Regions from separate parts of the Homo sapiens genome. Here region 2 is linked to region 1. Evidence: chromatin contacts called from ENCODE Hi-C or POLR2A ChIA-PET data. All regions are on one chromosome and are shown on one strand. The core of a region is the stretch at or near the end of the contact, and the rest is flanking DNA. Distances in the headings are between cores, read along the strand shown. Region 1 has its middle 22 kb from the start of GPR137B. Region 2 overlaps GPR137B (G protein-coupled receptor 137B).

Region 1 (5,115 bases), core at 1,347-3,846:
TACAATTCAGTGGGGTGATATACATAAGGCAAAATGTATTATTTAAATCATTTTAAGTGTAAAATCCAGTGCCTTTAAGTCCCTTCACGATGTCGTTGCAACTGTCACCACCATCCAGCTCCGGAACTTCTTAATCATCCGTGGGTAAGCTTTTGAAGCTTTTGAATCCATAGTCTCATAACATTTTATTGCCGTCCTCATCGTCAGGTGAGGAAACTGAGGCTTTCTTCCTTACCTTGCTTTTGTGTTTTCTCTTTAACACTTGCACTCTGGCTTTTGCCCGTGGCTGTCCTGGAACTGACTCCCTTCAGGCTGTCAAAGGCCTCCTGGGGGCTGAGTTTCATGGGCTGCTTCCTGGTCTTGTCTTGTTTCTGGTCTGCAGCATTTGACAATCTTGTTTTCCAATCTCTCTTAGAAATTATCTCCTCCCCAGGTTTCCATAATACTCTCTGTCTTGAGTTTCCTACTACTAATTCTTGGGTGTTTTCTTGTCCTTTTCTTTTCATGTTTTTCTGTTTGATTGTTTTGTTTCTTTTTGTTGTTTTGAGACGGAGTCTCGCTCTGTTTCCTAGGCTGGACAGCAGTTGCTTTATCCTAGAACTTATGATGTAGCTGCCTGTGTGCCCATCTGTCTCCACAACAGAGCAAGGTCCTGGAAGCAGAGGTCGGGGGCGTGGGGGAGGTCTTGCTTGTCCTCTTTATGTCTCAGTGCTTAGTGTACCTTATATTTGGACAATGAATAAATAAATGTGCGCTGCTCTAGAAAAGAGATCATTGTCTCAATGGAGTGAAAATCAGTAAGGGGTAGGTCTCGGCTCACTGCAACCTCCACCTCCCTGGTTCAAGTAATTCTCCTGCCTCAGTCTCCCGAGTAGCTGGGATTACAAGCGCTCACCAACCCGCCAGGCTAAATTTTTGTATTTTTAGTAAGAGATGGGGTTTCACCACATTGGCCAGGCTGGCCTTGAACTCCTGACCTCAGTTGATCTGCGGGCCTCGGCCTCCCAAAGTGCTGGGATTACAGGCGTAAGCCACTGTGCCTGGCCCCTTTTCATGTTTTTATGTTTTGAGACGGAGTCTCGCTCTGTCACCCAGGCTGGAGTGCAATGGCGTGATCTCGGCTCACTGCAACCTCCACCTCCCTGGCTCAAGCGATTTTCCTGCCTCAGCCTCTCAAGTAGCTGGGATTACAGGCGTGAGCTACCACCCGGCCTCTTTTCATGTTTTTAAATTAGTCTCCCCTTTTTATTTTATTTTATTTTTTAGATAGAGACAGGGTCTCGCTATGTTGCCCAGGCTGGTCTCGAACTCCTGGACTCAAGCAGGTTCTTTTCTTCAGGCTTCTCCTTCTCCTGCCTCAGGAACTCATCCTCACTCCCTGCAACGTTTCAATAAGCACTTGCCTGGTTTGCCTGCCTCTGGCCTTGCTAATTAGACAACTACGATCTTTCTACCAGGAAAGTGTGATCCTGCCCTCAAGTCTACAAGGGCGGCCTGAGCTGACATGATAACATCTAACCTCTTTAGTTAGATATAGGATGTCCCTTGTCATCTGGCCCCTGGTGACCTCTAACAATATCCCCATCCCACTCCACCCCTTTACAGTCTGCAGTAGAACCGTCTGCAGTCCCAGTGCTGGAAGCCCAGGCTGCCTCATGCCTCCCTGTCTCTGCATACATGGTCGCTTTATCCTAGAACATATGATGTAGTTGCCCGTGTGCCCATCTGTCTCCACAACAGAGCAAGGTCCTGGAAGCAGGGGTAGGGGCGTCGGGGAGGTCTTGCTTGTCCTCTTTATGTCTCAGTGCTTAGTGTACCTTATATTTGGACAATGAATAAATAAATGTGCGCTGCTCTAGAAAAGAGATCATTGTCTCGATGGAGTGAAAATCAGTAAGGGGCAGAGTAAGGACTGGACATCAGGTCTTGGAAAGTTCTGACCCTTCCCACTATGTAAACATCCTTTCTACTGAGGGACCTCACGGGGTGACAAAGCCTTAGAGGAAATGTACGCAGTCTCTGCATGGTCCTAAGAAAATAAAGGAAATAAAGTAAGTGTTGTAATCCTGGACTGGAGTAGAAAGACTTCTTAGGGGGAGGCATTTTAAGGAGGGTGGAGAGGGGGATGCTTCCCGCCTCCGGATCACAGTCTACGAGAGCTTGCTGCTTTAGATGAGCCCACACCAGACCGAGACACAGGCAGAGCGGTGCGGCTGAAAGACATCTCTGCATCAGAAAACTTGAGTCCTGGTTTTTTCTACATCTGCCGCTGACTAGCAGATCTCAGAAGGCCCAGCAGCCTTCAGGTGTAAAACAAAGGAGTATTTTCCATCTCTTTCAACCCGAAAATCCAGAAAGTGGGGACATCTGTGTTTGAAGATTGTTCAACATTTTTCAGATTAAACTGATCCACATTTTCCAAGGTATCAAAGTGGTGGCTGCATCCTCTCATGGTGCTGGGAATCACAGACTTCTCCCCTCACCCTTGATTGTGACCTGATTCTAGAAGACGGTTGCTGATAGAAATGTCCAAGTTATTCAAGGGGCTTCTCTAGAGGAAACAACTTCCATTTCACTCTTGATTCTCTAGAGGAAATATAACTTTCGTTTCACTCTTGATTCTCGAGAGGAAACAACTTCTGTTTCACTCTTGATTTTCACTATTTTCACGTTACGGGTTGAGATAAATGGCCTTAGATTTGACTCATCGAGGAGAGAGCGATTCTGCCTAGAGTTCTTTGAAAGCCGGCTGTACTGAGTGAGATCCTAGGTCACTGCAGAGAAGGAAAGGGAAGAGAAGTGGGGAGGGAGAGGGGAACAGAGAGGGGCACGGAGAGGGACAGGGAGATTGGTTTCCTTTGACAAACCCAGCTGGTTTCCTCGGTAGTTGTGTGTGGTTTCCACCAAACCCACCTATCACTTAGTTAGGACTGCTAATTAGGGGGCAGAGATGAGGACTGCTGTCTGTAGTCGTAAAGATGGTTACTAAGCAGGAGGCTGAGCTGGTGGTTGCAGCTGACACTGGAAATTCACCCAGCTTCGCCCCCCGGGAGATGTGCCACCCCTACATCGTAGGCAGCTGTGGGCCACAGGCATTTCGTTCTCCAAAATCCTACATTCATCTTACTTCATTTAATGTTTGCAGCCACATAAGAAGTAGAAAACATAACTTGATTTCCAGATTAGAAGACTGAAGTTTGGACAGAAAAAATAACTTGCCCAGTGTCACCCAGCGGGCACACGGAGGAGCTGGGATTCAACATCAATGACTCCAGGACCATGGTCTGTCTCCACGAGACTAGTCTACCCACCTCGATTCTCTGCCTGGTAGGCCTTCCCCACTTTTCCACCTGCTAAATCAATCACACCTGGTTGCATCTCTCCTTCTTTCCTCCCCTAACCCAAGACTCTTTTTTGTTGTTGTTGTTTTGGAGATGGAGTTTGCTGTTGTTGCCCAGGCTGGAGTGCAGCGGCACGACCTCGGCTCACCACAGCCTCTGCCTCCCGGGTTCAAGCGATTCTCCTGCCTCAGCCTCCCGAGTAGCTGGGATTACAGGCACGCGCCACCATGCCCAGCTAATTTTTGTATTATTAGTAGAGATGGGGTTTCACCATGTTGCCCAGGGTGGTCTTGAACTCCTGACCTCAGGTGATCCACCCGCCTCAGCCTCCCAAAATGCTGGGATTACAGGCGTGAGCCACCATGCCCGGCCATATCCCATGACTCTCTAAAGCACTCTGTGGTTGTTTCTGGGTTATTTTCACTTCTCCAATTAGGAGGTAAGTTTTTTGGGGTCAAAGAGCATGTTTTCGACTTTGTTTTCATCCTATCCCAAATTGCCTGGTACCAAGCTTGGTAGCTGATGAGCCAACAGGGAACCCACGAATGACATTGTATTAGAAGACCACAGGCTTTGGGCTCAAGGAATGACCCTTCCCTTTTACAGTCCTGTCCACACCTCAACAGCCCTCTCGTAGCTCGGTGGATCTCAGCTGAATGTCAATGAGCCAGAGCTTCCCCTGACCACCCAAGCCCAAGTGTTGTCCCTGGCTATTCCTCCTCGTAGCATCTCTTTTTCCTCTTCATCGGACTTACTACAACGTGTACTCATAGGCTCATTTGAGTATCTACCTTATTTTCTCCACTAAAATGTGAACCCCAAGAGGCCAGGGACCATGGGCATTTTGACTCAAAACATATTCTTTGAATGACTTTAACAGAAACTTCCATCAACTTCTCAAAGGGCCAACCACATACGCAGTGAAGAGGGTTTCAAATGATGAATCAGGGACTTTTCCCTGTGTTCAGGCGTGAACCCCGACTCACCATGGGGTCGTATCCACATGCTCTCTCTTGACCTCAGTTCTTTACTTGCAAAGTAAGGATCATGGTTCTAGTCCCATTTACTCTCATAGGCTCTTGCCTGGAGAAAGTGAAATCATTTTAGCCTTGCTGTGTTGTTAAAGCCAAGGCCTAATGCCAACGTGACTAGTTATAAGCCCCTTGAGGAGGGGCTCATGTCTGACAAACACTCTGTCTCTCTGTCCCTCTCAACATAATTTTTGTGAACAGGCCAAGTAGATAAACAACTCAAAAAAATAAAAATATACAAAATGCATACAGTGACAACGTTCCCTTGCTCCTCTGTCCACACCTCCCCAGGTCCCACCCTTAACCATTACTATTGGTTTTATTCATAGCATTCCAGAGTTTATTTTTTTTTTTTATTTTATTTTACTTTATTTTCTGAGATGGAGTCTTGCTCTGTTGCCCAGGCTGGAGTGCAGTGGCCCTATCTCGGCTCACTGCAAACTCTGCCTCCCGGATTCCAGCAATTCTCCTGCCTAAGCCTGTCGAGTAGCTGGGACTACAGGCGCCCGCCACTATGCCTGGCTAATTTTTGTATTTTTAGTAGAGACGGGGTTTTGCCACGTTAGCCAGACTGGTCTCGAACTCCTGACCTTGGGTGATCCACCCGCCTCGGCCTCCCAAACTGCTGGGATTACAGACGTGAGCCACTGCGCCTGGCTGCCATTTTAAAATATACAATTAAACCATTATGGACCACAGTCCTCAGTGTGTGATCAAATACTCAGTATTATTCACTCTTTCTA
Region 2 (5,115 bases), core at 1,295-3,794, 39 kb after region 1:
ATCCCTGTAGAACCTGCATGTACAAAGAGTTGGTCCTCCTTATATTCAGGTTTTACGTCCTGAGAACATCGTAGTTTTGATTCCCATTCAGTTGAAAAAAATCCATGTATAGATGCGCCCATGCAGTTCAAACCCATGCTGCCCAGGGGCCAACTGCACTGTGCCTTAGTGAAGATGCATGAGCTAGAACTGTGTGTATCAACATAGATACCTTCCAAACACATAGTCATGAGGGAATAAACAAACTGCAGAAGGTTATGGAAGGTATTAATGCATTCATATAAAGTGCAAAACCATACTGGACGGTACTCTGTATCTTTCACGAATCCAGATTTACCTAGTGAAAGCCTGCCTAGCCATAAAAACACCAAATTCAGGATAGTGATTACTTTCCTGGGAGCAAATGGCACCAGGAGGGGGCAGGCTGGGAGCTCCAGCTGTGTCATTTTTATTTATTAAACCACAGCTGGGGCTGGGCATGGTGGCTTATGCCTGTAATCCCAACACTTTGAGAGGCTGAGGTGGGTGGATCACCTGAGGTCAGGAGTTCAAGACCAACCTGGCCAAAATGGTGAAACCCCTGTCTCTACTAAAAATACAAAGATTTGCCGGGTGTGGTTGCACGTGCCTATAATCCCAGCTACTCGGGAGGCTGAGGCACGAGAATCGCTTGAACCCGGGAGACAAGGTTGCAGTGAGCCGAGATGGCACCACTGCGCTCCAGCCTAGGCAACAAAAGTGAAACTCTGTCTCAGAAACAAACAAACAAAACATAGCTGGAGCAAACGTGGCAAAGTATTAAGGATGGAGTGCTGGGTGCATGAGTATTTGCTGTTATTTCTTTGTATATACATAAATTATTTTATAATATAAAGTTTCAACCTGCCATGCATTTGTAACATTTTCAGATGAATTTGCATACATACGTTTTGAACCAGCGTGTGTGATAGAGACTGGTTTCTTTAGTCAGGAGTCTGTGCTTGGTGCACTAAGAGTTTCAGTCCCCCTCAGTTACTGCGAGGGTCTCCTCAGGAGTCTCAGCCCACAGGCAGCTAGGATCAGGATGCACCCCCTTTTAAGGATAGGGGGATTATGAAGTGTCCAGAGAGTGGTGGCACAGAAGTGGAGACACTAGGGTGTCCAGATGTGGGTCCTGGCTTAGGGGAGAGGATTTATAAAGTAAAATGGCTGCAGAGATTCTGAATCAAGCGCAGGTTGGAAGCATAGTGCTTTGTTGGTACATCAGAGACACTGCCTCCAGGGACATCAGAGGTGACTTCTGTTGAGTTCTGCTGACTGCACAGGAGACACTGTCATACCCACAAAGAATAGCAGGGGACATTTCTGCCAGAAACACCACTAAGACATTAGTAAAAATGATTGTAACCCAGCTACTCAGGAGGCCGAGATGGGAGGATCACTTGAGTCTAGGAGTTCAAGACCAGCCTGGGCAATGTAGGGAGACATCATCTCTAAAAAATAAGACAAATTAGCCAGGCATTTGGGCTGCACCTGTACATAGTCTCAGCTACTCAGGAAGTTAAGGCAGGAGGATTCCTGGAGCCCAGGAAGATGGAGGCTGCAATGAGCTATGATGGCACCACTGCACTCCAGCCTGGGTGACAGCAAGACCCCGCCTCTTAAAAACAAACAAACAAACAGAAAGATTGTAAGACAGCAAATGTCAACTTGAGTTAGTAGTTGAAAAAATAGGCTTGGCGGGGTGGCTCATGCCTGTAATCCCAGCACTTTGGGAGGCCGAGGCAGGCGGATCACGAGATCAGGAGTTCAAGACCAGCCTGATCAACATTGTGAAACCCCGTCTCTTTTTGTATTTGTAGAAATACAAAAATGAGCCAGGCATGGTGGCGGGTGCTTGTAATCCCAGCTACTCGGGAGGCTGAGGCAGGAGAATCACTTGAACCTGGGAGGCAGAGGTTGCAGGAAAAAAAAAAAGAAAAGAAAAAAAATAGGCAAGCGGGAGTTCAAAGGGTGGGAACAAATCAGTGACGCGTGAACAGACTGATTTATGAGGGCAGGGGGCAGAGTCCAGCAGCTGCTCAAAGGCCTTTATGCTTCTGTCGAAACAAGTACGTCACATGCAGAGCTCTAGGCCTTCCTGTGTCATCCGAAAGGATGGGGTGAAGGCCTGGGTTACCAAGGGGGCACAAGTCGCCCACAGGTCCGGGATGAGGAGGCCTTGGCCCACTGTGGGAGCGGGTGGTGCGGAAAGCCCATGAGGGCTCTCGAACATTCCCCAGCGCCTGACAGCGGCCAGCTGGGGACATCTCCCAGCCGTGGCTCAGCCTTCAACAAGTCAAAAAGCCAGCATCACCCACAGCGTCATCCCCAGATCTATTCTAGGTTCTGAGGTTCTAGGTGGGACTTTCAAAAGCAGAAGAAACGATGCTAAAACCGAAAGGAATTTGCCATTAGGGAGAAATGCTTTATTTTCACCAGATGACAAACTTCAGGGTTTCTGATCAAAGTTGCTGCAATTTCTTCTTTCTCCTTCAGGCCTGATTCTGCTCCCCTCCCCTGTCCTCCCATCCTTCTTGCCACAACGGGGGAAGCCCTGAAAAACCCCGGTGTTTTCATAGGCTGTGTGGAGCCCAAGGAAGGGGAGGGAAAGGAAGTGGGGCTCATTTACCACCATTCAGTTCCTGATCGGGTTCCCCAAGAAGCAGCTGGGACTCTCCAACCCAACCTCACTTCCCCGGGGTCCCTGTCATTAGGCAGATGGCACTCCCATGGCTGTCCCTGCCATGTTCCCTCAGACCCCTCCTTGCTGCCTCAGTTTCTCAGCCCTCCACCCTTCCCTGCCTCCTGCCTCTCCCTGTCTGCCCTTCTCGGGACCCAGGCTCCTTCTGTCTGTCCACAAGCATGCTCAGGTCTCCCCATCTTAAAAACAAGGTCTGGACCCCCTGAATAACCTCTTTCTTGCATTTCACAAACATGCGCTTTTGGAAAGCAGTTTATGCTCTTGAATTGACTCACTGCTCCCACTTCCTCCTGCTGCCATCCAGGGTCTGCCTGTTCCCCCTCCAGCCTCCCCGTCAGTCGAGCCTGCCCTTGGCCAGGCCCTGTGGCAGCTTAAGGTGAAGTGGTCCAGCCTGTCAGCCGCACTGGACACCCTGACTGTCTCCTGCCCGGGGCCTCTCTCCCCTGCAGTCTTTGAGGCCTTGACCACTGAGGGGACTGCTCTTTGACCTCCTCCCTACTCTTAGTTTTTTTTTTGTCTTTTTGTTTTTTTTTAAATAACAGCTTTATTGAGGTATAATTCACATTTTCTGTGCTGTCCCCATCTCGAAGTGTACCACATTCAGAGTTGCGCAGTGACCCCACAGTCCACTGTAGACCTTTTCCATCCCAGAAGGAACCCCGTGCCTCTTAGTGGTCACCCTCCAATTCCCCGCCACGCCCTCCAGGCCCAGGCATCATGAATCTGTGTTGGGCCTCTGATTTGCCTTCATTTTCACCTTCTCTGTCAACCCATGGTCTGCAGCCTTTGCTCTGCTCTGTATCCCAGGGACCTCTCTCACAGCACAGGTCTGCATTTCAGCTGTGCCAATGCTCCCCCGAAGCTCTCCGCACCCTTACCCTGGACAGCGGCCTCTTCCTGGCTGGTCCACACCCCAGCCCGACCTTCTGCTGCCCTCCCCAGCTCCGGGCTCCTGCAGCACCTTCTCTCCTCACCCCCTCCCTCACTGCTCCTAAGTCCACATGCAGGTTCACACCTCCTCATGCTTCCCACGCCTCCATGCACTTTTCACACCTCCACACATCACATCTCCTCACACCTCCACACACACTTCACACCTCCTCACGCCTCCCACTCACACCTTCTCACGCCTCCCACATCTCCACACGCTTTTCACACCTCCTGTTATGGTTTGGCTGCATCCCCATGCAAATCTCAACTTGAATTGTATCTCCCAGAATTTCCAAGTGTTGTGGGAGGGACCCACAGGGAGGTAATTGAATCATGGGGGCTGGTCTTTCCCATGCTATTCTTGTGATGGTGAATAAGTCTCACAAGATCTGATGGGTTTATCAGGGGTTTCTGCTTTTGCTTCCTCCTCATTTTTTTTCTCTTGCCGCCGCCATGTAAGAAATGCCTTTTGCCTCCTGCCATGACTCTGAGGCCTCCCCAGCCATGTGGAATTGTTAAGTCCAATTAAACCTCTTTTTCTTCCTAGTCTCGGGTATGTCTTTATCAGCAGTGTGAAAATGGACTAATACAGTAAATTAGTACCAGGAGTGGGGTGTTGCTGAAAAGATACCCAAAAATGTGAAGCAACTTTGGAACTGGGTAACAGACAGAGATTACAACAGTTGGAGGGCTCAGAAGAAGACAGGAAAATGTGGGAAAGTTTGGAACTTTCTAGAGACTTATTGAATGGCTTTGCCCAAAATGCTGATAGTGATATGGTCAATAAAATCCAGGCTGAGGTGGTCTCAGATAGAGATGAGGAACTTTTTGGGAACTGGAGCAAAGGTGACTCTGGTTATGTTTTAGCAAAGAGATTGGTGGCATTTTACCCTTGCCCTAGAGATTTGTGGAACACTGAACTTCAGAGAGATGATTTAGGGTATCTGGCAGAAGAAATTTCTGAGCAGCAAAGCATTTAGAGGTGACTTCAGTACTCTTAAAGGCATTCAGTTTTAAAAGGGAAACAGAACATAAAAATTCAGAAAATTTGCAGCCTGACTATACAATAGAAAGGAAAAACCCATTTTCTGGGAAGAAATTCAAGCACGCTACAGAAATGTGTATAAGTAGCAAAGAGCCTAACGTTAATCCCCAAGTCCATGGGGAAAATGTCCCCAGGCCATGTCAGAGACCTTCATGGCAGCCCTTCCCATCATAAGCCTTAAGTCCCTTTTGTGGGCTGGGCCCAGGGTCCCCATGCTGTGTGCAGCCTAGGGACTTCGTGCCCTGTGTCCCAGCTGCTCCAGCCATGGCTGAAAGGGGCCAACGTAGAGCTCGGGCTGTGGCTTCAGAGGGTGGAAGCCCCAAGCCTTGGCAGCTTCCATGTGTTATTGAGCCTGCAGGTGCACAGAAGTCAAGGTCTGAGGTTTGGGAACCTCCGCCTAGATTCCAGAAGATGTATG

The links. A loop is a pair of places that touch in the nucleus more often than their neighbours do. ChIA-PET counts read pairs that join two places held with the same protein, here RNA polymerase II (POLR2A). Pooled maps may share reads with other maps.
Region 2: a map of GM12878 shows a loop between it and region 1 (5-fold over the local background). The contact joins two enhancer-like sites. A Hi-C loop is called at or near these places in 5 of 168 maps with a recorded cell type or tissue (GM12878, cardiac septum, colonic mucosa and 2 more), 28 of 37 single-sample maps with no recorded cell type and 9 of 50 pooled maps. POLR2A ChIA-PET finds 5 or more read pairs at or near these places in 5 of 52 experiments (GM10248, GM12878, OCI-LY7 and 2 more).

What each region holds. Positions count from the first base shown.
Region 1 is chr1:236,118,140-236,123,254 of GRCh38, forward strand. No RefSeq gene overlaps it. Among named protein-coding and RNA genes, the nearest start is that of GPR137B, 22 kb to the right of the region's middle. RefSeq lists an enhancer at 2,539-2,658. Within about 2 kb of position 2,597, at least 3 of the 41 ENCODE cell types and tissues checked have a DNase peak (open chromatin) inside an H3K27ac peak, as active enhancers do; they include GM12878, where a contact is called at or near this core.
Region 2 is chr1:236,157,672-236,162,786 of GRCh38, forward strand. All of the region lies in intron 1 of GPR137B (G protein-coupled receptor 137B), which reads left to right. Among named protein-coding and RNA genes, the nearest start is that of GPR137B, 18 kb to the left of the region's middle. RefSeq lists a silencer at 900-949 and enhancers at 1,915-1,964, 2,065-2,514, 2,605-2,654. Within about 2 kb of position 2,545, at least 5 of the 41 ENCODE cell types and tissues checked have a DNase peak (open chromatin) inside an H3K27ac peak, as active enhancers do; they include GM12878, where a contact is called at or near this core.